Regions from separate parts of the Homo sapiens genome. Here region 1 is linked to region 2. A link is a loop called in an ENCODE intact Hi-C map of the cell type or tissue named here. Cell type or tissue: ascending aorta. All regions are shown on one strand. Links, peaks and the distances in the headings refer to the core of each region. The heading gives the core; the rest is flanking DNA.

Region 1 (2,897 bases), core at 272-2,771, 89 kb after region 2:
TCTCCTTTTCTCTCTACAACTTTTTCCTTCCATCATTTCAGTCCCTTATTATTAATCCTTGCCTTCACTCTCAAATGCTTTCAAGCCCCCATTCCACACCATAGCCCAAATCATCCTACTAATTTCTGGATATGATCGCATTACTCTTCTGCTCAAAAATTCTTCAGTGGCTCCCCACTGTTTTCAGGATAAAATCTGAACTCCTGCAGCTGGGTCACAAAATTCGCTCACATTACACTCAGATGTGCGATGATTTAAGTCTCCTCTGTTTCCTATAACTAGGCTGATCTTTCTCACAATGCCCTCACCCTGCTGGGTAATGGGCAGTGGGGGGGAGCTAAAAGTAATCCACTCTGGTAAACTCTATAGGATCCAATAATTTATTTTAGACAGTCTCTAAGTACTTTGGTAGCTTTGGATGACTCAGTCTTCCCTTTCTTCTTTCAAGATAGCATCTGGATTTACAGGGGTCTTATGTGAATTTCATGGCATTGGATTGGGGGAAGGGGCCTCTTAGTCACATGGTCCTGGGGGTTGTGTCAGCTGGCATTTGCTGAGATGTGATCGATCTGCTATAAATTAGTGAATAACAACCCTGAGAGGTAGCATTACAACCATTTTACAGATGAGGAAGCTGAGGCTAAGAGAGATTTAGTAACTTGCTCAAGATCACAAAGTTAGTAAGTGAACCAGGAATCAATACTGCCCCGATTACAGTAGGCACTTAGTTATATGAGTCTAGGATTCCAGAGAGAAGTTAAGGCTAGACTTGGGAGCACTGGGAGTCTTCATGATATAGCTTCAGGGATGTGATCCTCCAAGGAGAGCATGTAGAGCGGGATGAGAAGACGGCCGGATCAGAATAGGTGACAATCACTGGCCTGTGAAGGTCGGGGAGGACAAGGTCTACCTCACTGCTCCTGTCCAAGCTATCTTCTTCTTAGGGGAGCTTTTAGGATGGCAAGGCAGGATTTCCACCACGCCTGCACCTATTCCAGCCAGGGCAGAACCATCGCTCAGGACACTCCATTTCTGTCCCAGACTCCCCAACAGCCTGGCAGCAAGCCTGCGACCAACACTGGGTAGGAACTCAGTAAATGTGTCCAAAGAACCTGTGTTGCCAGAGATTTTCACACCTCTTAGGGCCAGGGAACCTGGGGCCCTCTAAAGTGGGAATGCAGAGTCCACACCCAGGTGGCAGAGGGAAGTGCGGGACTGCACTATAGGCGGTTCCCTAGGTGAGGAGATTCAGTCTCCTGCCAGGTGTGGGGACGCGGGGCCTTCCTCCGGATGACTTACTTAAGAGACCTCTCCCAGATACAGAGGGGTGGTTTCCTCACATGTGGAAATGCAGAGGCCTTGGCCTTTCTCGGATGTGGGGTGTACAACCCTTCCAGGTGTAGAAGGTGCAAGAAATCCCTACCAGAGGTTAGGCCTTGCCCCCACCCCATCCCCTCTCCCGGGAAGGATCCAGGGCCAGCTACTCCTTCGGCCCTCCTCCCGCCCCGCGCCGGCACGAGAGGCGGGCTGGTCCCCACCTCAGCGCACCACCAATGGTGCGGGAACCGGGGTTCGGCCAGCCAATTGAGTGGCGGCAGCGGCGCTGGGATGGCTCCGCCCCCGGGCCGCAGGCCGCCGGCCTCCCAGGAGGCGAGGCTCTTCGCTGTTTTTGCTGGCCGCCGAGCCCGGCCGAGCCCAGCCGAACGTAGCCGAGCCCAGCCGAGCCCAACCGAACGCAGCCGAGCCCAGCCGAACACCGCGCAGCTCCCGCCGCCGCCGCCCGAGCGCTGCCGAGCGAGCGAGCGCCGCGGCCGCGGAGGAGGTGCGGCCCCAAGGGGAGGAGGTGCCCGCTCACCGCAGACCGCCCGCGGCAGAGGCCGCCCCGGTCGCGCCGCGGCGGGAGCGGCCGGTGGAGGCTGCGCGGCCGAGGGGGAGGGCCGGGGGAGCGGACGTCGCCTCTGCTGGTCTCCCACCTCCCGCCGCCCCCCGCCCGCAGGCTCCCAAGCCTTAGTCGGCGCCGAGCATCCCGCTGCCCCGGACCCTCCCGCGGGCGCGCACCAGGCTCAACTCAGGTAAGAAGGGCCTCCCGCCACGGGCACGGGGGCCAAGAACACGCGACCCGAAGATGGAGATAAAGAGACAGAGACACACTGCCGCGGAGAGAGACGAACACAAAGACAGAGACACAGGAACCACCGAAAAGACCCCACGGAGAAGGGGATAGGGACACGTCCATGGGAACAGAGGGGGATACAGCCTGGAAGAGAGAGAGAGACACAGAGACTGATGCAGAGATACACAGAGACACACTGGTAGAGAAATGAGACATAGAGGAGACATACTCAGAGATGGGGACACACGGAGAGGCAGCCACACACACAGAGGTGGGTGTGCAGAGGCACAGGCACACATCCAACGGAGGGACAGTGAGACACCAGACACACACACACACCTGACCCAGAGAGGCAGCCCCACATAGAGGCACACAGCCCTGGACGCACAGAGCCTGCACATGCCTGCCAGGGCCTCCACAAAGTTCCCTCTGTGCAAGCTGGCGCCTCTGGAGGTCTCCTGGTCGGGCTGGCTGGAGTCCTGGGAGAGAGGAGGCGCCCAGGCCACACCAGAGCTGCTTACAACCCCCATCCTTTTGGGCTGGGGGCTTCCTGGATCCCACCCACCAACAGAGGGCTTTTGAGGGCTGCAAGCTTGGTGGGCAGGACCAGGGCATGCCCACCAGGTCTAAGGAGAATGAGATGACGGCTGCCTACTGCAGCTTCCCCACGGTGGCTACACACTCATTCAGGTGGCCAGAACCAAGCCTGTGGATGGGGGTGATGGCTCTGTGGGGTATTCGAGCCTGTTGGGACCCAAGGTCTTTCACCAGGGAGGCCAGAAAT
Region 2 (2,829 bases), core at 1-2,500:
CTATGTTTGCCTGTTCCCCACTTTCCATGAACTTCCTCACTCAGATTCCTATTCTCACCTTGACCTACAACCAGACAATGCTTCTCTCCAAGCAATTCGTGCAGTGGGATGAGCTACTTTGCCAGCTAGAGGCCGCCACGCAAGTGAAGCCAGCAGAGGAGTGATAGCTGCTCCCCATCCCAAAGTGGGCCTGGGCAGTCAGGCTCCAGGGCCCTATGCCAACCTGCCTTTGTTACAAGGCAGAGGAAGCTTTGTATTTATTGGCTTCAAGGCCCACCTCTCTGTACTCTGGGCTCTAAAGTTGGAGGTCAGGTTACCTGAGGTTTGCAATTTGCAACACCCACCCTCCCCCCAATCAGTGTTCTTATTTCAGTGACAATAAACCATAGAGATGACTGGAGGAGTGTGCTGGCTTCTTGGTCTAGGATGGAGGTGGTAGGGGGCAGAGGTGTCAGCCTGCCTAATCGTTTGACTGGGAACTAAACTCATCCTGGTCTGGCTTTCTGGCAGGTGTAGAGCTCTCAAAATGAAGGCTCTCATTTGATTATGTGAATAGGATATTCCTTTATGTATCCATTTATCCCACATTTACCAATAAGAGACCTCCAAATGTCAGATGATGGGAGTAGATAGGGCTAATCCCTGCCCTGCACGGGCTAGCAGGATAGACAGTAAAGGAAAAGGGCAGTCCTATCAGGTGGACACAGAAGAAAAAAGGGACTGAAGGGACCTGGTAAGTGATATCCAGGGACTTTCAGAGCCAAGGGAGCAGCATGTGCAAAGGCCTTTAAATTTCTCTCTTGGGAGCCTACCTGCTGCCACGAGCCGAGAAGGGCAGCCTAAGAGGTTTGGATGCAGGAAGTTTTGGTCCTGGGGAGGGGAAGTTGGGAAGTAGGGGCGCTGGGGCAAGCATGTTGAGAAACAGATTGGCACCGTAGTCCACCAAATGTTTGCTGCCCCCTTGTGGTCTCAGGGAGTGCTCTGGCTCCAGACCCTTTTTCCAACGGCCCATTGGCCGCCCCGCCTTTGCGACCTCTCCGGCACCTCAAATTCAGCGTGTCCAAACCGATCTGAAACCTGGGAGTCACCCTAGATCGGAATTTCCTACTTCTCCGTCCAAACAGTGGCCAACTCGTCACTGAACCTACTAGTATCTCCCAACTTAATCTTTTTTCCATTCCCACCGCGATTTCTCTGGTTCATTAATGTAACAAATCATTTAACAAATATTGAGCGCCGGTCATACGCCAGGCACCATACTAGGCTCCGTGGGCACCCCCGCCCCCTCAGCCCCCAGACTCCGCGGCAGGTGTCGTCAGGGGCTGTGGCCCGATTTCCCCACCACTCCCTCCTCGGCTCCCTGCACAAGATCTGGTTCGACTGGCCCCTGGAAAACCCGGAAAACCCCCGTGGTCCGCCAGCGCCCACAGGATGAGGTCGAAGCTCAGAAGTCGGTAACTAAGGCTCTCGCCCATGCAACAGCAGCCACTACAAACTGAAGCCTTTGTTCGCACCCACGGTGAAACCCACAGCTCCCCGTTTGCTCAACAGCTAACGCCAGCCCTCCCATCTTCTAAGGGCCAGATCCCCCTCCTTCAGACGCAGGACTTCCCCGACGGCCGCTCCTTTCTACCGCAGGGAACTGTCCTGCCTCCCTCCGGGGCGTAACAGCGGAGGCTGCGCTCGTGTTCCCATCCCCGCTGGGACTGGTCCGGGGCGCTCTGGCCAGCGGGTTGTTTCCGCGGCGGAGATGCCTCGGGGCCCGTCCCTCACGCCCCGCCCCTCACGCCCCGCCCCCTCGGGGCGTGCGCGGCCCCGCGGCCTTAGTGCGCTCCGGGCCCGCGCGCCATCTTGGCTCCGGATCGTGCGTGAGGCGGCTTCGGTGAGAGCCGGAACCGGGCGGGCAGAGGGGCGCTCGTAGGGTTGGGGGACGCCTGTGGCTTGGCTGCAGCGGCCGGCAAGACCCTGGAAGAGACCGTGGCTATGGAAACGGCCAAGGCTGTCTTGGAATGTCCTGAGCAGCCCTCCGAGTCGAGCCTCTGCCCCCGAGTTTCTGAGTGACCTGGGTTGATATAGATTGACCTTGGTAATCTCTGGGAGAGGGGATCCGTTCTGTTTGGGGGCAGCACTGGATAAGGGTTCTTGGCTGTTTCCCGGGGGGCCTGGGGCGAAGGGCCTTGTCCCTGTCCTTGTAGAGCCCCAAGTGAGGAGCGCTCTCTATTGGTATTAGTCTGGGGTGAGGGTTCCAGGCCCTGTTCCAAGGAGCCCAGGATAAGGGGGGCTAAGCCCCAGTCCTGGAGAGTTTAGGATGAGGGGGCCTGGCACTTTCCCAAAGAGCTCAGTGTTTGGGGAATGTGATCCTGCCTCTTGGACTCCAGGATTGGAGGTGGGGGTGTTATGGCCCTTGTAGAGGAACGGGGTGTATGGGGTACAGCCCTTTCCCAGACTGCGGCAGGCATGGACCTTGTCACGAGATGCTAAGGACAAGGGGACATGATCCTGTTTCTGGGAAGTCTGGAACGGGGAGCAGGGCCATATCCTGGATGGAGATAGGGGATGGTGGACAGTGACTTGGGGCACATTGCTTAGCACTTACCTGATGCTTCCCTGCAGTGGGCAGCGAGAGTCACAGACAAGACAGCAAGCAGGATGGAGCACTACCGGAAAGCTGGCTCTGTAGAGCTCCCAGCGCCTTCCCCAATGCCCCAGCTACCTCCTGATACCCTTGAGATGCGGGTCCGAGATGGCAGCAAAATTCGCAACCTGCTGGGGTTGGCTCTGGGTCGGTTGGAGGGCGGCAGTGCTCGGCATGTAGTGTTCTCAGGTTCT

Evidence for each region. A loop is a pair of places that touch in the nucleus more often than their neighbours do. Peaks named below come from ENCODE experiments on the same cell type or tissue, not always from the same donor. Only the 100,000 strongest peaks of a DNase experiment are listed, where the experiment ranks them.
Region 1: a loop joins it to region 2, with 2.2 times the contacts of the local background. A loop is called at or near these places in 7 of 110 quality-filtered maps.

What each region holds. Positions count from the first base shown.
Region 1 is chr9:34,521,952-34,524,848 of GRCh38, reverse strand. ENHO (energy homeostasis associated) reads left to right here and starts at 1,859. Exons shown (of 2, transcript NM_198573.3): 1 at 1,859-2,072. RefSeq lists silencers at 1,434-1,803, 1,824-1,933 and an enhancer at 2,563-2,897. In ascending aorta, for the core only: no CTCF peak of the experiment used is centred there; DNase peaks (open chromatin) are centred at 1,115, 1,668 and 2,648; H3K4me3 peaks cover 1,152 bases.
Region 2 is chr9:34,611,117-34,613,945 of GRCh38, reverse strand. RPP25L (ribonuclease P/MRP subunit p25 like) reads left to right here and starts at 1,849. Exons shown (of 2, transcript NM_148178.3): 1 at 1,849-1,882; 2 at 2,614-2,829. The coding sequence starts at 2,650. DCTN3 (dynactin subunit 3) reads left to right here. Exons shown (of 7, transcript NM_007234.5): 7 at 75-400. The coding sequence ends at 164. RefSeq lists enhancers at 1,048-1,097, 1,225-1,274, 2,378-2,829 and a silencer at 1,675-1,914. In ascending aorta, for the core only: a CTCF peak has its summit at 969 (motif pointing left); DNase peaks (open chromatin) are centred at 955, 1,715 and 2,335; H3K4me3 peaks cover 1,835 bases; H3K27ac peaks cover 1,374 bases.